2 separate regions of the Homo sapiens genome follow, and region 2 is linked to region 1. A link is an interaction called in ENCODE POLR2A ChIA-PET data of the cell type or tissue named here. Cell type or tissue: Panc1. All regions are shown on one strand. Each heading gives the region's core, and the rest is flanking DNA. Links, peaks and the distances in the headings are about the cores only. Region 1 overlaps GLS (glutaminase). Region 2 holds the start of ANKAR (ankyrin and armadillo repeat containing).

Region 1 (10,985 bases), core at 1,411-9,410:
AAGACAGGAAGAGAAGACATTCATCACCAAATACACATATTAAACAAAAAAAAAAAATCCAGGCCATTGGAATCAAACTATTCTTACAAAGACACCATTTTGTGTAAATTAAAAATAAATAAATACAAACAAGGTCCCTGAAAATAGATGAGGTTCTCTTCCTGCTGTGAAACAACACGGTTTTAGCATTCATACAGGAAGAATTATGGTTTCAATTCAGAGTTTAAGGTCCTATTTCTCTTAGCATGCCTCAAATCCTGCTACTATAACAAAGCCAGGCACATGGACTTGAGTTTTCTATAGTTATTCCAACCCACAATACTAACACAATCTTTACTAATTGCTTTAATGTTAGAAAAGAAATCCCTCATTTTCACTGGTCTCCAGAGCCTTACTTAACTCCCTATATTCTTCAATGTTTATTTCACATTTCTATTGTGAAACGTTCAACATGTGTGCTTTATGGAGCATACTCACAGAAGAGGTGTAATAACAGTATGTTTCTCTAATGCTGTAACTTTTCAAAGCACTTTCATAGCCACTTTATTATTCAAATTACATAGCAGGCTCCTCCAACATATAATACAGAAAATTGCTGGAGAAAAGCATATTTTAAGACACTAAAAAATAAAGCAATTGTTCTATCTAAAAAAAATTTAGAAAGGACATCATGTAAATATAAAACCCTCATCTTACTAAATTATCTATGCTTTCATACAGTTCAATGCTCCAAACTCCTTAAAATACTCTTTCCTTGACTGCTGATATTGCACTATGCTGGATTTTCTCTTCTCTGGCCACCTTTCCCTAGTGGAAGCCTCTCCTACTCTATCTTACCTTTAAAATGATGGTTTCTTAGGGTTCTGTCTTTGATACACTTTCCTTATCACTTTATACTATCACCTTAAGCAATCTCACACACCACCCCAGCTTCAAATACTACTCTTCATACTGACCACTCACAAAATTATAGCTCCAACTTACACTGCTCTAAGTTTTAGGCCTAAATCTGACTGCTTACTCAACATCACTACTTAGATATCTCACAAATATCTCAAACATTAGCTAGCTTCTACATACTGATAGTTGTCTAACCATTATCCACTACCCACCCCTTCCATACTAACAGAACCTCTATTTGTTAAAGGTAGTATTGTGTCCAATTAAAAACACTTTCCCAGATTCCCTTGCAGTTAGTCTGGTCAATGAGCGTCAGGTGAGTTTCCAGTAAAGCTTCTTTCTTTAGATTTAGATATCACTCTTTTCTTTTTCTCCCACTTTGGCCATACAGGTGAGGCTAAAGATGAAACAGCCACCTTGCAACTCTAAGTTGATAGGCGTGATTTCTAAGATCAACACACTTAAGGCTTGTGTAACAGAAGTTTACCTTACTAATGGCACTAGCCCTGGTTGGTTTCCCTGATAGTCCCTGAGACTTTCTGTTATATTAGAAAAATAACCCCCATATGTTTAAAGCACTGTCAATCAACCTCCTGATATCCACAATCAAACAGATCCTTCATTGTTACAATAGCCAAAGTTAAACTAATTTCTTCCCATACTCCCAAGGTTTGCTTTTCCAGTGTTCTCCATCTTAGTTAATGCAGCAGCTTTGGCCCTGTTGCTCATACTAAAAACCTGGTAGTCAGCTTGATATCGCATTCCTTTTCACCCACCAAAAACGATCACCAAGTGCTGCCAATCCTATTTCTTAAACACATCTCTTATTTACCTATTTCTCTCACCTCTAGTCCAAGCCACCAACACATCTCGAGTCCAAAACTTCAACTTTCTCTCTCTTTAATCCATTCTCCGCAGAGCAGTATTTAAAAACCAAATCATTCTCTCCCCTTTTTTAAAGTCTTCAAAGTTTCAGCCGGGTGTGGTGGCTCACGCCTGTAATCCCAGCATTTTGGGAGACCGAGGCGGGCGGATCACGAGGTCAGGAGATCGAGACCATCTTGGCTAACATGGTGAAACCCCGTCTCTACTAAAAAATACAAAAAATTAGCCAGGCGTGGAGGCAGGCCCCTGTAATCCCAGCTACTCGGGAGGCTGAGGCAGGAGAATGGTGTGAACCCGGGAGGCGGAGCTTGCAGTGAGCCAAGATCACTCCACTGCACTCCAGCCTGGGAGACAGAGCAAGACTCCGTCTCAAAAAAAAAAAAAAAAAAAAAAAAAAAAAAGTCTTCAAAGTTTCACACTAAACTCTGAATAAAGTCCAAAATTCTTAATATAGCATATAAGACCTTTCAGAAATGTCTCCCAAACTGTGTCCTGAGGACAACCTACAGCAGAAGCACCTGGGGTGCACATTAAACATTTAGATTTTTGAATCCAACTGTAGGAATGGGCCCCAGGAAGCTAGCTGTATTTTAAAATTAAGACACTCTAACAATTCTGATGTACATCGAAATATGAGAAGGCCCACTCTACATAATATGGCCCCATCTCTTAGGAGTCATCCACAGCCAATCTCCATCCACCTCACCTCACTCTTCTTCAGCGCATTTGCCTTCTTCTTTCCCCTTCTCAAATGTGCTAAACTCCTTCCTGTTCTGGGGCCTTCAAGTCAGACTAGCCTATTAACACTATTCCATATTTCCTCTGACTCCTTCAAAACTTACACACTGTATTACCTTCCAGTGAAAACCAACCATATTTAACCACCCAGACAAAACAAGTTCTTATTGTACCCTCTCCTAGCATTTTTTTACTTTTCTATCATTATCATTATATTTGCTGAAATATTTTTTAAAGAAATGAAACATTAAAGATACAGCTAACCATGCTCTCTGCATCCATTCCATTCCCTCCTGGCAGTAAGCTTTATCTAAAGATTGGTGTTCATGTTCTTATAGTTTTATTAGTAACTACATTGCATATTTGTGTCTCATAAAGTTTATTATAGATGTACAAAAATAGCATCATATGGCATATACCATTTTGTAACTTATTTTGTAACATTTAAAATGAATTAGATCTACATGCATCAGTATTAACAAATCACTTATTACCATTTTAATTATTTTCAGTATTTATTCAGTACCTGTATCCCTGCTTAATTGCAAACACAAGTTGGATCATACTTGTCTCATTAACCACTCACTGCATATCCTAAACACTTCACGGTTTCTGGCACATATTAGGCAAGAAATAAACATTAGTTGAATAAGAACCTATCAGTGAATAATAAAGCACAGGAATAATGCTAAGGTTAATTTATATAGATCTGAATTGCACAATCAAATTTAATTAGCTAAATATCTTGAAATAATTCTGTTTGTGTGCTGTTTGAACAAAAACTAGTGAAATGCTGAGGGGGATGGTAATCTTTTTTAGTTCTTACTTGGTAGAAAAAAAGACCAAAAGAAAATAATTTTAAAGGTTATACATTTTCATTTATATAGAGGGATCTAATCTTGGATATTGGTTGGGTACCAGAAATGAAGAGAAGAAAACAACATGAGGAGAACAAAATTCCTATTTAGAAGGCATTAAAAAAAAAAAAAAGTTTGCTAACTAAGTAAAACAGGGATTGAAAATATTGAAATGGAAACCAGGAAGCCAGAAGAATCCTGGACTTCAGCCACTTTCTTAAGGTCACACAAGTGGGAAAGCAACTTCATAAAAGCAATGAGTTATCTGACTACAAATTTACACTTATTACAAAAGCAATTCTAGAAGAGAAGCAGAGCAACTTAAAGTGGGTACGTCTACAATAAAACTGCTAATTTGCCAGAATAAGGGCATTCAGATAGGTGGAAGTTATTTTTTTGGTTATCCTTTAACAGCAGAATTGTTTCTTCATAGTCCAGTAAAAAGAGACATTAAGGCAGAAATATTTTATTGGTATGATTAAAAAGGATTAATAGTATTAGTCACCATAGAATGTTAACAAAATCACTTGTACTGTAATTTCATCAGATGTCAATGAAGTTTCATTGTGCATTAGATGCAACGTTTATTCATCTCAATTCAAATATTCATCTCAAACAGTATTATTTAGTTCATTCTTTATTTACATTATAAATCTTGTGCATAGACCTGGATCAATGATGCATATACTTCAAGGATCTAAGTAAAATAATAAATAAAGAATAAGCTATATTATACTGAAGAAGAGAAATTTGGACTTTTACATTTCATGTGTGGTTTTCTTTCGAACTTTTTAAAGAAAATTAAACTACAATGGCAAATGTCAACATCAAAAGATTTGGAAGTGAACATATATAAAGATACGGAACTGAAAACCCATTTCCTGAGTAACTTTGATATAATTTTTTAAATTACCTCATTTTGGCCCAAAATAAATTATAATATGAAACAATAAAAAATAGAATATTTGAAATTTAGATAATATATTCTGAGTTTTTCAACTAAAATCTTTAATTTGGAATGACTGTGAGAAAGAACAAAACAACAGAACTTGGGTGGAATTCAATTAATAATTTATACCATGATTTTAGGTATCAATCTCATTTAATAGAAGAAAGTCAAGCCTTAAGGATTAAGCTTTAAGCTGTCCTCTCAAAAGAATCTTTGAAATTGCCCTTTTGTGATGATTTGTGAAATAACACAATATAAAACATATATAAACACATATAACACATATAAAATAACAAAAATTTATAATTCTCATCTAGATCTAAAAAGTTCAGCAAGAGACTGATTATCATAATTGAAAGTTGAATTTTACAATAAAATGGTTCAAATGTGAGTAGTTACATTTGTGTAACTGATACTAATATTTCATCATTTTTATTTTGGAATGCATAATATAAAAGCAAGCAGACTTTATATTGAATGAGTTTATACTGAAACTTGTAGGGAGAAGAGCTACTCAGGCAGTTTAAATTTTCAGAATTAAGAAACCAATACTATAATATTTTGAGAGCAACAATATTTAAGTTTTAACATTTTGTAAGTCAACAAAGCCTTTCAAAAGTTAACATATTTCAAGAACTCAATACACACAGTCCTTCATAAATATTAAAACTCCAGAACTATGAAATGGAGATTGATACTGAAGACAACATGTACTATAGACAGAGTAAATAAACAGACAAATTAGGAAACTTGGGGGCCACTCACAGATCCAAATGTCTAAAATAAACAAGGGAAGTAGCTAGATATTTTGCATGTTTTCCAAGAGCTAACATGCAAAGAAAACAAATTTTTCTTAAGAAACCATTTGTTTAGAACTTGACTAGTCTTCTATTTATTTAAAATCGTTTTACTTATATATTTAATCTAACCTCAAAGGAATTTATTTTAAAAAGCCAGTGATGTAACATTTATTTTTAGATTTACATTTCTGCTACAGTTTTCTTTCAAAGATTGCAGGGTAATGTTTTATTTTTAGAACTACTGTGTAACTTTAACATTTACTTCTAACTTTACTAATTTTTAACAACTGGGACATAAGACTGCTTACTAGAAAAATACAATTAGTTTTAATAAATGCTGATGGTACCATCTGCCAAATAACTTATAGTCACATTAACTACTGCCAATTATGCTTCTCTCATTAAAACTAAACCACAAACAGAAACATCTACAAACAGAAAGTCCATCCTAACAAAACACAAAACAGACCAACCCCCTCAAGAGAAAAAAATCTAAATATGCTAATAGAAAAAGCAAAGTGCTAGGAAACCTGGAAAAGGGGGCTGAGTGGGGTGGGAGTCTGTACCAGGTAACATTTAAGATTACTTTCAAATTCAAATCTGTGATTCTAAAAAATATATAAGATTATGGTAAATAAAAGTACATCAAAATTCTAGAAAGGTTGGACTATGTTTTAAAAACAAAAGAAAGCCTTCGGCTGTTTTACAGAATATAAATTTAATTATAGCTCAGGATTCCAAATATAATTGCTGTGCAGAGGAGATTTTCATTATATAAACATAAATCACCAGAAACATAATATGAAAATAGAAATTTAAAAACTACTTTGGGTAAGAATTTTTTCTTTCAAAAGCTAAGCCTTCCAAATAGATAATTTTAATTATCTGTGGTTTTAAGGCCTGAAAGTGTTTCAGCAAGGTAAATACCTAATGAAAAAATACCATTATTTTTAATCATACTATGTACAGAAAAATCATATCCTCAGATATTGAAATATGGCTTAAAAATAAATACAATGAATTATTCTTTGCCATTGAGATGTGGTATATAATTTTTCTTTAAAAAAATTCCATAATTAGTAAATGAGATTTAGAGTTAAATGTATAGTAAAAATGTTACAAGATTAACCGACAGAAGCAGTTGGCACCAGCTCACCTGTTTCTAACGCTTGCCTTTTGAGGGCAAGATTATAACTTTTGTTTTAAAGCAATACATGATGGTTTTCAATAATAAGTATTCTGTAATTTACTGGTGAATGAAATTTACAAAAAAAAAAAAAAAAACCCACAGATTCCGCCAAAAAAGCAATGCAATCCAAGTGCTAATTAGTATCCTATTCATTTTGGTTAAGGGTTAATGGATCAGGAAGCCATTATAAAGTTTTTTATGAAAACAGGTTTTCTATACATGGCATATTTAAAAAATCTCTATTAGCTACAACTTACAAAAATTACTAAAGTAGATCTACAATCTACAAAATAGAAATGGCAAACAAAGTCAACTTAAATTCTCTTCCTCTCCTATGTTCATAAAATAGAAAACATTTTAAGACCATAGTAACAGAATCACTTTGTTAAATAAGCATTTATAATCAGTCTACTTAACATACTATTTTAAAAATAAGTACCTTTTCTATTACTATTTAAAAAGTTAAGAACTCTACGAAACATCACATTTTGCCCGCTGTTTCATGTTGGATAAATATTGCCTCAGATCCTCTTAGAGTAGTTTTCTAAATTTCTCAAAGTCATGTGCATTTTATGGTATTCAGATTAATAAACTACTAGCTGGAGGTTGGGGTATAAAATAAAAGAACTTCCCCCAACCCAATTAAATTCCTTCCATTTCTAATTAAATTCCTTCCATTTCTAAGCAATGTTAACAAACAAAGGTTTTTAACTTTGTTACAATTTGAAATAAAAGAAAAATAGTTGAACTTGGATATACTTGAGTGTATGTTTATGTATAATTTTGCCCTTGAACTACATGACAGAGAAAAGACCGAGTAAGGTAAAGTCCATTCTCAGTAAGTCTAAATGAAAATCTGAGCATAAGGCCATCATGCATGGTAACAAATTTCCATTTATGCTACATCTCCAACATCTGGTTTTGGTTTTATTACACAATGCAAATACAACATTAAATATAAAATGGTAGAGAAGTAATTGAGAAGAAATCACACGTTAAGTATTCTGATCGTATACCTTTAAAAAATGCTTTCTAGCATTTTCAAGGCCATGTAGGAGAAAAACCAAACTTTTTACAGATGAATAGTAAAACAGATTCTTAAAACTAAAAACTGTACCACAGTAACTAAATAAAACTGTTCCATAAACTGCTCAATATAAGTGCATTACTTCTTTTAAGTCAAAAACAATTTAAAAAATACAATCCTTCCTTATAATACATTTTGGAAAGTGCTTTAAATTCCACATGAAATCTAATATTCTTGGTTTCACTTTTCCAGAGTTCCCCCAATATTGTTAGTTACTCTCTTACCCTGGCAGTCCTGGTAGTGAATGGGAATGGTAACAGAAACCACAAATCTTTAAAGTCAAATTGAAGAAGTAAAGTATGTTATACTTTACCAATTCTAGGGCAGCAAAAATTTTAGGGGTTCTTTTGTGTCAAAGCTTGGAACAGGAATAGATCAATGAATAATTTATACATAGTACACAATGTGAAAAGAACTGCTCATCATTTTCAGAATATGAATGGGTAGATTAAGGTACATAGATAAGGAAATCATATATATGTATGCACAAACGTATATACATATGCACAAACATATGCAACCCACACATTATATATAAATTATCAGGATATAGGCTGACATATCAGTATATTTCAGCAGTTCTTTCCACATAAATATATGCCTATTAAATATACACTGTCAGATCAAGATCACCAGGTATTTTAAGTCTCCTCTCTCTTTACTTCAAATAAATTTTTTAAAAAAATCTTTAAAAGCAAGTAATCATAAACTGTTACATATATTGAATATATCATTATACTGGAACTCCTTATTAACTAATTCTAAAAGAACTTCATTTAAAAATCCCACAGATTAATACAAATTCATGTAAACAACAGTATTTCCCCTTTCAAATAGTTTTAAAACTTCTACAATATATTCAGGAATCTCCAGAATATGAATGGCAGATTTAATTAAACATAAAAATGTAAAGTACTATATTTGACCTACAATACATGGAGCCTCTATAATTTGTACTATAATTTGGATCATGCTGTGGAAATATACAAAATTCCTTCTGAAAATGTAATCCCCTCAGAAACCAGTTAAGGTGAATTTCTGTATCACTGTCATTCTGTTTAATATAAATTCTACTGAGATTAACAGTTTTATTCTAAAGCAATATGATGATACTCTTCATTTGGTTTAGCAATGTTTTTCCTATTATTTAGGCAACAACAGATAAAATGAGAGTTACATAGTGAATAACAACAATATTCCTCCTCAGAAAGCAGAAATAACCTACAAATAGGGTTGCACTTTTTTTAAAGTTACCAAATGGAAAAACCACCAAAAAAATTGAGAGAAAAGTTTTTATTCAAATACTTCTAGTACAACCAATAAGAAAAGTCCTCCTCCCAAAAAAACCACTAATGCTATATTGCATTTTAAAAAATCAAATAAAGCCCTTTTGAATATTTCTAGTTTACTTTGAGGCAGCTTCAGAATAGCAAACACTTTAACAGTATCTTCATAAAGAATAATTTTTTCTAAGTTAAAATCCCAACTGTATTTGTACTTAAAATGTTGAAGTTGCTTTTATAAAAACAAAACAAAACAAAACAAAAAAAACAATAAAATCAGCTTAAAATAAATTTATTGTGCAATACAAAATGTAGGCATACTGGAAAATAAAGGTACATTATTAAATATACAAAGCAAATGAAAGCTAAACAACACAAATGTTTTCATCCAAACACTAAGATAAAATGCACAACATTTATGCTAAAAACAAAGTACTTCAAGAACAATATGCATTTCAAATGAAATGTTAATGATGCCAAAAAAAGAAAGAAAAAAGAAAATCAAATATGCTACATTGTAAATGCTTGAATATCAAGAATCAATAATGGCATAAAACAAACCCAATAATAGTGGGTACTATCAAGAACTTTGTTTAAAAAGGTGTTAAGAATACTGAAAGAATCAAAATATGTCCTTAAAACTGGCAAAGTTTTTTCTTTTTTAAGTTTGAGGGCCTATTCGCAGTATCTTATCTCTTCTTCCGTTTATACTTTTCTATAAAAATTTCTGCTCATTCTTAACATTTTCTAAACACAGTAGCTTAGATAACAGTACTTCATTTTTAAGTATGCATTTAAAGCATTACCAACACAAAAATAGTAAGTGACACAAATTAACAACCTAATTTTGAAATCTATACAGCTATGTATACGATATGAAAACTAAATCTTCATTTAATAAAGTAAAACCAACTTCGGAATGAAATGGTAAAATGTAACAATTTAGATCATAGGGGAAACCACAATGCCTTTTTTCCAATTAAGGCATTCGGTTGCCCAAACTACAAATGGCCCTGGTGCAACTAACATAAATATGCAACACAAATATGCAGTAAGGCCTTGAGAAGCATCCAGTTAGGATATGCATCTGAACATTCAAAGAACATTCAAGTAAGCATAAAATCCTTGGGAAAATCCTCTACAACTTAAAATATAATTATTTAAATATATAAATTTAATACTTAAGTTAGCCCAAAAGGCTTTTTGGCCAGCACCTCTAGAAGGGAATTTCTTTTCTTAATATCACAGTTCCCAAACTTAAGACATTATGATCAAGATTTTCTATCTTTATTTGCACTAGTATCTAAAATACTCAGTGAAATCTTTTTTGCTACACTATATTTACTTTTACAGACTTTCCATTACCACATACATACACCATCATGCTAAGAAACCACCAAGTTTTTCTTCTAATCCCCCACTAAAATTAACAGGTTTCAACAAACTTGAAATTATAGGGGAACTATGGGGAAAACCAGAGAAGTATATGGAAGAAGGAAGAAGTGTGAATAGGTCCTACAGAATTTTACAATCACTTTGCCAAGACAACTATAAATACTATGAATAATTACTTGAAATCAGGTTGTGTAGAATCTATAGTTCTCTTAAAAACAAGTTTTGATTCTCAATATTGCATTTTTATACCAAATAAAAGGATTTAGATCTAACGTATTTTAGTAGCATACTTACTACCTGCAGACTAAATTCATTTCTCAAGTACTCTAAAAAACTTCAAATAGAACAAACTTTATGAGATGCTATAACTTATCACAAAAGAAATATTAGCATTTATAAAATTAAGATAATAAAATGTAAAAGCTAAAAACCAAAATTTGCCATTCATATTTAAATATAACATAGAAAAAGTTATGTGGATAATATGAAAATAAAATTGTTTAGGTGAACAATTCACTTGAAGACACTCACTGTTTCTCCTTCTGAGTAACTAACCATTATAGCTTTTTATTGATGAAACATCATTATCTCACATCTGAAATTCTTTGGCTGGAATGTTTTAGTAACATAAGACACTCCTGTATATAACAACTCTGACAGAACAGAGGAGTTGCAAAATAAAAAAAGTAGGAGTCATATTTTAAAGCATTTGATAAATTTTTAAATAAATTTTTTAAAATGTAAAGCCAATCTATCACCAAAAATGGCATAAATGTAAACACAAGCTAATTTTATAATCCACTGCTATTTTAAATAAAATAATTTGGGGTTCATTATTTTGCCTTTTTAGTTTTGTATTTAGCATAGAAGTACCTTCTATTGCCACTAAAGACATCACATTA
Region 2 (10,985 bases), core at 1,122-9,121, 1.3 Mb after region 1:
AATCAAGGAGGTGAATAATTTTTACAAGGAAAACTACAAAACACTGCTGAAAGAAATCATTGATGACACAAACAAATGAAAACACATCCCATGCTCATGGATGGGTAGAATCAATATTGTGAAAATGACCATACTGCCAAAAGCAATCTACAGATTCAATGCAATTCTCATAGAAATACTATCATCATTCCTCACAGAACTAGAAAAAATAATCTTAAATGTCATATAGAACCAAAATGAGCCCACATAGCTAAAGCAAGACTAAGCAAAAAGAACAAATCTGGAGGCATCACATTATCTGACTTCAAACTATACTACAAGGCTATAGTTAACAAAACAGCATGGTACTGGTATAAAAATAGGCACAGAGACCAATGGAACAGAATAGAGAACGCGGAAATAAAACCAAGTACTTATGGGCAACTGATCTTTGACAAAGCAAACACAAATGTAAAGTGGGGAAAGGGCACCCTTATTCAACAAATGGTGCTGGGATAATTGGCAAGCCACATGAAACTGGATCCTCATCTCTCACCTTATATAAAAATCAACTCGAGATGGATCGAGAACTAAATCTAAGACCAGAAACCATAAAAATTGTAGAAGATAACTCGGACAAACCCTTCTAGACATTGGCTTAGGCAAACAGTTCATGACCAAGAACCCAAAAGCAAATGCAACAAAAACAAACATAAATAGATGTGACCTAATTAAACTAAAAAGCTTCTAAACAGCAAAAGAAACAATCAGTAAACAGACAACCCACAGAGTAGGAGAAAATATTTGCAAATTATGCTTCCAACAAAGGACTAATATCCGGAATCTACCAGGAACTCAAACAAATTAGCAAGAAAAAAACAAACAATCCCATCAAAAAGTGGGCAAAAGCCATGAATAGACAATTTTCAAATGAAGATATACAAAAGGCCAACAAACATATGAAAAATGCTCAACATCACTAATTATCAGAGAAATGCAAATCAAACCACACTGAGATACCATCTTACTCCCGCAAGAATGGCCATAATTTAAAAATAAAAAAATAATACATGTCGGCATGGATGTGGTGAAAAGGGAATACTTACACTGCTGGTGGGATTGTAATGTAAACTAGCACAACCACTATGGAAAACAGTATAGAGATTCTTTAAAGAACTAAATGTAGAACTACCATTTGATCCAGCAATCCCACTACCAGGTATCTACCCAGAGGAAAAGAAGTCACTATATGAAAAAGACACTTGCACATGCATGTTTATAGCAGCACAATTCACAATTGCAAAAACATGGAACCAGTCTAAAGGCCCATCAACCAATGAGTAGATAAAGAATACGTGGTGGCCAGGTGCAGTGGCACATGTCTGTAATCCTAGCACTCTAGGAAGTCAAGATGGGATGATCATATGAGGCCAGGGGTTCGAGGCCAGCCTGTTCAACACAGGGAGACCCCATCTCCAAAAAAGAAAAAAAAAAAAAGAAAGAAAGAAAATATATATACCATGAAATACTACTCAGCCATAAAAATGAATTAAATAATGGCATTCACAGAAACATGGATGGGGTTGGAGACCATTATTCTAAGTGAAGTAACTCAGGAATGGCAAGCCAAATATTTTATGTTCTCCCTTATAAGTGGGAGCTAAGCTATGAGGACGCAAAGGCATAAGAATGATATAATGGACTTTGGGGATTCTAGAGGAAAGGTAGGAAGAAAATGAGGGATAAAAGACTACACATGGGGTACAGTGTACACTGCTCAGGTGATGGGTGCACCAAAATCTCAGAAATCACCACTAAAGAACTTAGCCATGTAACCAAAAACCACCTGTTCCCCCAAAAACTATCGAAATAAAATTTAAAAATTTTAAAAATGGCATTGAATAAAAATAATTAAGAAGTGGCCAGGTGCAGCGGCTCATGCCTGTAATCCTAGCACTTTGGGAGGCCTAGGTGGGTGAATGGCTTGAGCTCAGGGGTTCGTGACCACCCTGGGTGACGTAGTAAGACTCTGTTCCAAAAAAAAAAAAAAAAAATTTAAGAAGTGTTAAATTCTCTTACCTGCTGAACTAAACTCTGAAAAAATGTCTTTATTTGTTTGAGGTTTTCCATCAGGATCAATGTCCATGATGGCACGCCACAATTCAGAGAATCTAGCTCGTTTTTCTTTGGGCATATATATTCCATGCCATAGTGCTTTCAGCATGTAGTCAATATTGATCAGAATTTGCCCAATTCTGGTATCATAATAAGCTGGAGGTAATTGACAAGAAGAACTCTGATCATAATTAGCTTCTAAACTGATGGAAGGGATTTGATTTAGGCAATAAATTCCAATAGCCAACTCTCTTATCATTTGATGGACCTCTCTATAGTCTAAGAGGGCAGTAGGGTCCACGGGAGTCAGTAGGATTGCAGTGGAGAAGCCTACGTTATTCATTTGACTCATAATTCCACATGGGAGGTCTACTTGAGAGCGCACATCCTCTTTGGCAGACAACCAGCTAACTAGTGCAGTAGTTAGTAACTCTTGTATTTCACTCCGATCATATTTTTCAAAAAAAGCAGATGCATTTCTTTGTATTGCTAAATTTTCCAGGTAGGTGTCTTCATCCTGAACTTGCTCAAATCTAGGTAATCCTTTTTTGGGCAATCTTAACATTTCTAATTAAATCTAGTGTGTCCTTTTTGAAGCTTCTGCAATGAATAAGAAGGAAAAGATTATCAATAAAATCTGACATGCCAATGAAACTGGATTTGTCTAGAAATAAATCTGTACCTTTCACCTACATAAGATTAATTTTTCATGGTCAACCATTATAGTTTTCAAATTAAAAATAACTGCAGTATATGAAAACTGAAATTTGAATTAAAATAATTAAAATTATAAAACCTTTATCATTAACCATGTTCTGCTTTTCAAAGAATTCAAAAGACAAGAAGATGTATGTCAAAAAGAAACGTTAAGTTTATCTGTGAGAAGCTACTGTTACATACCTATTTTGTTGTTGGAGAGGCATTCTTTTGTATATGTTCGTGTTAGTCTGTTTGTGTTGCTATAAAGGAATACCTGAGACTGCATAATTTATAAAGAAAAGAGGTTTATTTGGCTCACAATTCTGCAGGCTGTACAAGCATGGCACCAGCATCTGCTCAGCTTCTTGTGAGACCAAGCTTACAATCATGGCGGAAGGGGAAGGGGAGCCAGTGTGTCACATGGTAAGAGACGGAACAATAGAGAGAAAGGGGAGGTGTCTACTCTTAAACAACCAGATCTTTCATGAGCTCAGAGGTAGAGTTCACTCTGCCAGGAAAGCACCAAGCCATTCATGAGGGATCCACCCCCATAATCCAAACACCTCGCACCAAGCCCTACCTCCAACATTGGGGAATCTATTTTAACATGAGATTTGGAGGGGATAAATATCCAAATCATATGGATATTTATTTTGTTTTCAGTTTTTTAAAGCAAGACTATACTGACCTGCATGAAAGAAAAGAAAAGGGTGGGGCGCAGTGGCTCATGCGTGTAATCCCAGCACTTTGGGAGGCCAAGTCGGGCAGATCAACTGATGTCAGGAGTTCGAGAACAGCCTGACAAACATGGAGAAACTCCGTCTCTACTAAAAATACAAAATTAGCCAAACGTGGTCGTACATGCCTGTAATCTCAGCTACTCGCGGGGCTTGAGACAGGAGGCTGAACCCAGGAGGCGGAGGTTGCGGTGGCCTGGGCAACAAGTGTGAAAAACACTGTTTCAAAAAAAGAAAAAAAAAAGAAAAAGAAAAGGAAAGAAGCATTTGCTTAACCTTCAATTTCTGTGCCAATGAATGCCTGTCTATTCCTGAAATAATAATAACCACAACTACTATTTATTGAGCCAGGTTCTTTACTATATAATGGTTTGATTTATTTCATCTGATTGGTCTCTATTATATAGTGGTTCTCAAAATTTAGCTTGTATCAAAATCACCTGGGGCTTGTTCAAATACAAATCGCTGAATCCCACCACTGAGTTTCTGATTCAATGAGCTGTAGTGGGGCCAGAAAATATGCGTTTTAGTAAAGTTACAGGAAATGCTGATAGTGCTGGTTTGGGCGCCACACCTGAGACCCCAGGTCAGTGAGTCAGACCTTGTTATGCCCACTTTATAGAGGCAAAAACGGAGACCAGGAGGTTGCAGGACAAGTCTGAGGTTTTACGCCTTTCAGAAACAGAACCCACGTCTGTCCAGTCAAGCCCGGGACCCACGTCCAAAAGCAGCTCGCGTCAGCCATGGGCACGGGAAAGGGGAAAAAACAAGGAAAGGGGAGGAACCTACTCTAGAATGGCTGTTTTCTTGTCCGGGAGAGGGACGCTGCGTCCGCGGCGTTCCCGTGGGGCTGAGAACAGTCGTCGCCGCCTCAGATGGCTTCTCGCGGGGCCTTGAATCCGCCCTCAGGGCCTCCGCAAGGGCGAGCGGGAGGCGCACCGGAAGGAACTGAGAGGAACTTTCAGGGCTTTTCGCCCCACCGTGGCGGCCCGGCCCTCCTCGCCTCGCCGGCCAACACTGCCGCCGCCCGGGCGCGGGTCGAAGCGGTTGGTCCTCCGGGCCCTGGGGTGGCTGGGCTGCTCCTCGGGCGGAGCCTGCGGGCGACTAGGCCTGGTGCGTCCCGCAGCAGCCGCAGCGCCCCCAGGCGGCGCCCGGCCCCTTGGCTGGCTCAGACCCCCCGCGTGCGCATCATCCCAAGCCCGCTTAGCGCTTAGTCCAGCGGCATGCCGTGGGCACTGTGCCGCCCTCACTATCTGCCTCTGCTAAAACACCGAAACAGAGTAGCAGAGGAGACAGCGCCGGGCGTTGAGGCAGTCCCGAGTTGGAATACCACCTCCATCATCATTCTTTCATTCAACAAGCATTTATGGAACACCTATTATGAGTCAGGCACCCAGCTACAAGCTGGAAACCCTAGAAAACAGGGCAGACACGAAACCCCAAGGAGCTTACAGTTGAACAGATCATCTCACAGCTATATTTAACAGTGTGCCAATATTAGATGGAATGACAGCACTCGAATGAAAGCTAACCTAGCCCAGGGCTAGGAAAGGCTGCCTAAGGAAGTGCCCTTTTCCCCTCCGAGCCTAGAAGATGGAAAAGAGCTACCCAAGCAAAGGACTGGACAAGTAGCTTTTCAGGAACAGGGAACAGCAGGAGAGAAAGAATTGAAGTGAGAACAAAGTTGAAATGGTTGAGAAACCGCAAAACCCTGCTTAGAGAACAAGAGAGATGTGGGCACAAACCGAGCTGCTGAGGTGCGCGATGGACAGATCATGCAGGCTGCTGAGTAATGATTTTGAATTTCATCCCAAAGGATTAGCCTACAGTAGTGGCAGTGGAGGTGGGGCTCAGGGACTGTGGACAGATTTGAAAAATAATGAGGTTGCCTGTTGGTGACAGATTGGGGATATGTTGAAAAAGAAGGTTGTGTCCAAGTCAGAACCACATTTCTGTCAGGAGCAACAGGATATCAGGGCAAGATTAAGAGTTCAGTTATGTACTAATTGACCTTGAAGTACCTGTGAGAGAAATTGAGATGTGAGATATGCTTTAGATAAACAGTTCTGGGCTAAGAATGGCAGTAGGGGTTAGATGTATAAATTTTGGCAGATTTATAGTAATTGAAGCCAGGAGTGGGGTTGAAATCACCAAGGGAGAGCGTGCAGAATGAGGAGTTGAGAACCAAGGATTAGAGACCTGAGAAATTTAACATTTAAACGTCAGGTAGAGAGAGTGAAGTCAGCAAAGAAGACAAAAAGAACAGCCAAGAAGGCAGGAGGAAAACCAAAATTGGTCACAGAAGCCAAAGAAGTGTGTGGAAAAAAAAAAAGGAATGGCCAACTTTATCGGATGCTGCTGCTCGGTCAGGGGAGATGAGAACAAACTTCCACTGAATGCAGCAGCTTGGAAGTTCTTGGTGACTGTTTGGGGCAGAATTTCTCTTCCAGTAACCATGTCATTATTTTAGCTACTATGGAAATAAATATTAATAAATTTATGAGGACTATTCCAGGGCTTTTTTTTTTACAAAGATTTGCATGTTTGCACTTAAGAAATATGAACCATATATGTACATTCTCCTACTTCAAGGATTGTTTCCCCCTGGGTAGCCAAATGGTTTGTTCCATGTGTCTCAAATCTTCGGAAAGAGATGCCTCATTTTTTAAAGGATCAACACAGAACTCCATCCCAGAGCTAATGGGATTGAATAGCAGAAGGTTGTAAATGCCCAGGCCCTCTTGGGGTTCACACACATGCATGTGTATCCTCTCTCTGTCTCTCTCAGTATTCTGGTGGAGCAGATGACCTGGAAATTCCTTATAAAAGTTTGACTGATTAATACATTTAAATCTCATAGAGTAGAGTAGCACCTGGAATATAGCATTATGTAAGTTATAGCTATTTTCAGTATTAAACTGTATTGGTGTTATAATATTCAATTCTAGGCCGTGGGGCAAACCTCTTAAGTTCATCTACTCCCAATATAAGCAATGTCAATTTAGTGCTCAGGCCCACACAGACACTTGAAGTTGTCTGCTTTCAGATTGAGGGATGAAAGCTATGTAGGCAGTATCTAAATTTTGGTTGAACATTGCATCTTCCAGGGAATAAATTCGGGGCATGTGAAAGCCTTTGCCAGGTTACTGACCTGTTTGTCCGGATCCTAAAATTTATTTGCTACTGTGATTAAAGAATCAAAGGGTGGCCAGATCCAGAAATGGTGTCGATCCTAATGGACAGATTTCACAGTGACACTGGTATGGCAGTTAACAGTTGAGTAATGTGGGTGGATGTCAGGTTGGAGTAAATAGACAAAAAGGTGGAGAGAGTGACTGTGGATGAGAGGCAAGACATAGTAAGTAGAGGAAGACGTAATTATTCTTGTCTTCAGGTTGAGTAGGCTGAGGAGGAGAAGGGGCTGTCTCGGGGTGGCAGAGGCAGAAAATCCACATATAAGTGGAACTGCACAGTTCAAATGTGTTGTTCAGGGGTCAACTGTAGTCTTTAAAAGTTACTGGGGTGGGAAAATGAGCTGCCTAAAAAGATGTAATAGAAGTAACAAGTACTGTTCAGGAGGATGAACCTCAAGCAAATTGTTTAGCTTCTTTAAACCTGTAGTTCTTTTATCCATGAAACAGGACCCTGTCTAAACCATGGTCCCTGAAGAGAGGGAACTGAATCATTTCTGGATGGAGTGATCAAAGAGAGTGAGTCTGGGAAAACAAACTGTTTCTCTTCACTCTCACACAACACTTCTGACACCAGATGTGTGGATTTTTTCCACCAGATGTGTGGAGAATTACCAAGCAATTCTCCAGCTCTCTGAATACCAGCTGGGTATCCTACAGTTTAATCCTGCCTCTATCTACCTGGAGTGAGTGTCAGATCCTTCCATTTAAGGGCTCAGTGCCATAAGGTGTCTCTGCTTTAGATGGCAATTTCAAGTCTGGATCTCTGGTACTTCTGATTGACCAGCTACATAAACTGGGGGTTTTCATGACCCCCTATTCAGGTTCGATAATTTGCTAGAATGGCTCACAGCACTCATAGAAATACTTATGTTTACTGGCTTATTATATAGGATACATCTCAGGCACAGCCAAATTGAAGAGATGCATAAGGCAAAGTATTAAAAAAAATTAAGATGAGAGGGAGCTTCCTTGTCCTCTCTGGGCATACCACACTCCCAGCACCTCCACATGTTCAGCAAACCAGAGGCTCATCAAATCTTGTTCAAGAGTTTTTATAAAGTTTAATAGACCTTAATTTTCAGCACCACTCTCCCTCCCAGAGGTTGGTGGGTGGGGATGAAATTCCAACTCTTCTAATCACTTGATTTTTATTTTTGTTTTTATTTTTATTTTTAGAGACAGGGTCTCACTGTCGCCCAGGCTGGAGTGCAGTGGTATGATCCTAGCCTCACTGCAGCTTCAACTTCCTGGGCTCAAGTGATCCTCCCACCTCAGACTCTTGAGTAGGGAGGCACATGCTTCCATGCCCAGCTAATTTTCTGTACTTTTTTTTTTTTTTTGGTAGAGATGAGGTTTCATCATGTTGCCCAGGCTGTTCTCAAACTCCTGGACTCAAGAGATCCCTCTGCCTTGGCCTCCCAAGCTGCAGGTGTTAAAGGCTATTTAGAGACCTCACCCTAAGTCAACGCATTAGCATAAACTCAGGTGTGATCAAAAGGGGCTTATTATGAACAACAAAAGATATTCCCTATCACTAAGGAAATTCCATGGTTTTAGAAGCTCTGTGACAGGAAAAAATGAAAATTCAACCAAATGAACTTTAAAACTACTATGTTATACAATAGTAAAGCAGCAGAGTATCTTACTTTTATATAATTATATAAAAACTTATTTTTATATTGTTACATTGTGAATCACATTACAATTTAGTCTCCTTTTCAATAGAAAGATTTTCTAAGGACATGATTTGGAGCCGTCCACATTTATCAGATGCCTTTTCATTAATTTTTTCCATTTTTGCAATTCTTGATCCAAACTGCATGGCCCGTTTGGGCAGAAGAGCAGAGGCTGTAAGACCAAGTTCCACAGCTGCAAGGCGTAAAAGTAATTTTTCACCAATTCCTCGGGGTAAAGTCAAGTTTGCTTTTTCCCAAATCGGCAGAGAATTTAGAAAGGAGACAACATTTTCATCCAGGAAAGGAAATCTAAAATAGACAGATAATATAACCACTATGTAAAAATAAAATCAACCTGCTTTGATTTATACACAGTTTTATAGCTAAAATTTAACCAAATTGTTTCACAACATGACTAATTTTAATACATATACTACAAAATAGTCTAAATCTCAATAAATAAATTAGGTTTATTGTGTCCAGAAATAATTTCAAATTGTTTTACAAGGTATCTTTGTGGAGGCCTTGAAAACAAACATGATTTTTTTTTTTTTTTTTTGCCTAGGTGAGCACTACCGCACCCAGCTAATCTTTGTATTTGTTGGTAGAGATGAGATTTCGCCACATTGCCCAGGCTGGTCTCGGACTCCTGAACTCAAGTGACCCACCTGCTTTGGCCTCCCAAAGTGCTGGGAATACAGGAGTGAGCCACCGCACCTAGCCTACGAGCATGATCTTAACTAACTATTCAATCTGTGTCTGATCTTTATCAGGTCTAAAGAAATGACACTTTAGGGATATGGAACCAATATAGAAGGGCTCCACAGTCCTGAACCTGCAAAACACTTATGGTAAAATTTTGTTACTCAAAATTGTTTAATTATACTTAAACCAATTAAATGGTGATAAATTACTGTAACAGAACAAAATATTAGATTTTTTTCCCCTAAATTCTGGGATGACCTAGAAACAAAATATTCGATTAAAAAAAAACTTTCTGCCCTTTTCCTTCCCCAATTTCTAGAAAATTATGTTCTTTTTCTGTTTAAAATACTTTAACACCCACCATCCCACATCTCAAAATGCAATACAGTTACACTAGTGTTTCCGTTTTATTACATCCTATTCTAGGTTAAGAGATTGGAAAGGACAAAGACATTTGTTATCTGGAATATTACATAAAAATGAATGAGTTGCAAAAGCAAATTTAACTAGAGAATCAAATCAACACACTACTGTTAATATGTATGTCAAGATACGTAATAAATTATTTAGATCTAGCCACTATATTTGTTATATCACAATTCTGTATTAGCTGCTTTAAACATTCTTCATATGCATTTTTATTTGAGCATAATATAATACTTTCATAAGTAAGGGCTTTTACTAGACAAATTCCTTTCTCTATGACCTAGCTGAAATAACAGACTGAATTTCTACCTCTCTCATGTCCTTCAAAGAGAAAACAGTTTAACAGTTTACGGACTTTATTATGGCATTAGTTATCAGTTTATAGTGAAATCTTGAAAATTATGACAGAATAATGACATAGTAGCTAAACTTTTACATGGGCTAGGACCAGAAACTTAAGAAAGACAACTGTGTAAAGGCAACTACAAGTCAGTGGAAAGAGGAAAAGACTGAAGTAGAGACAAGAAACAATGAAGTCAAAGAGAGAGAGAGAGAGAGGGAGAGAAAGTGTAGTATGTTTAATTCTCATGAAGCTTACTTGGACTTCCTATTCTTGGATGCTTGCACCCTTGTAATAAACTACCACTTAATCAATTAGCCTACTTGAATGAATTTTTGCTCTTTATAACTAAATGTCACATCTTCCTTTATCCTTACTTAATGTTTTAGAAAGTTTTATTCAAATACTGTACTTGTTCACTACCTTCAGAAATATGATATAGGTAAAAATAAACCTGAAAAGCAAGAATACATACATGAAAGTGCCTTGGTTTCTTTGAAGGTTTTAGGTAATCTGCAATATGTAACTAAATTGTGTTCAAAAAACGTGGCAGAGGAATATCCAGTGTAAGGACTACCTTCAAATCAGCATGGATCTGTACATACAGAAATGTCTATAGAGACAAAGCCAGTTTCTATAACACTGGAGAAGGCTTGCAGGTGGGGCTTATGCCCTTACTGGGAGGAAAGCAAACATTAAAAGCTGAACAAAACCCTCTAAATACCTTCTCTTAGTATTTCACTATCTCAGTTTTACTCTGTTTTTTTGTGGAAACAGAGTCTCGCACTGTCTCCCAGGCTGGAGTGCGGTGGCGCGATCTGGGCTCACTGCAACCTCCACCTCCTGGGTTCAGCCATTCTCAGCCTCCCGAGTAGCTGGAACTACAGGCATGCAGCACCATGATCAGCTAATTTTTTTGTATTTTTAGTAGAAGTGGGGTTTCATCATGTTTACCAGGCTGGTCTTGAACTCCTGTCCTCAGGTGATCCACCCGCCTTGGCCTCCCAAAGTGCTAGGAAGACAGGTGTGAGCCACCATGCCTGGCCTACTTTGACAGTATTTTTCACTATAGTCTTAAAAACAATCCTGTCATTATGTTACCTTTGAAAATTAC

The links. Peaks named below come from ENCODE experiments on the same cell type or tissue, not always from the same donor. Only the 100,000 strongest peaks of a DNase experiment are listed, where the experiment ranks them.
Region 2: POLR2A ChIA-PET joins it to region 1 with 15 read pairs; 2 of 35 experiments call an interaction of 5 or more read pairs at or near these places.

The regions. Positions count from the first base shown.
Region 1 is chr2:190,933,269-190,944,253 of GRCh38, reverse strand. The region is part of intron 14 of GLS (glutaminase); the gene reads right to left. Among named protein-coding and RNA genes, the nearest start is that of GLS, 58 kb to the right of the region's middle. In Panc1, for the core only: no CTCF peak of the experiment used is centred there; no DNase peak of the experiment used is centred there.
Region 2 is chr2:189,668,165-189,679,149 of GRCh38, reverse strand. It overlaps ASNSD1 (asparagine synthetase domain containing 1), which reads right to left. Exons shown (of 6, transcript NM_019048.4): 6 at 8,319-8,709. The coding sequence ends at 8,424. ANKAR (ankyrin and armadillo repeat containing) reads right to left here and starts at 4,480. Exons shown (of 23, transcript NM_001378068.1): 1 at 4,320-4,480; 2 at 2,059-2,694. The coding sequence starts at 2,659. LOC105373793 (a long non-coding RNA gene) reads left to right here and starts at 4,865. Exons shown (of 2, transcript XR_923692.3): 1 at 4,865-5,319; 2 at 5,757-6,030. RefSeq lists an enhancer at 4,095-4,354 and a silencer at 4,405-4,824. In Panc1, for the core only: a CTCF peak has its summit at 4,666 (motif pointing left); a DNase peak (open chromatin) is centred at 4,559; H3K4me3 peaks cover 1,611 bases; H3K27ac peaks cover 1,104 bases.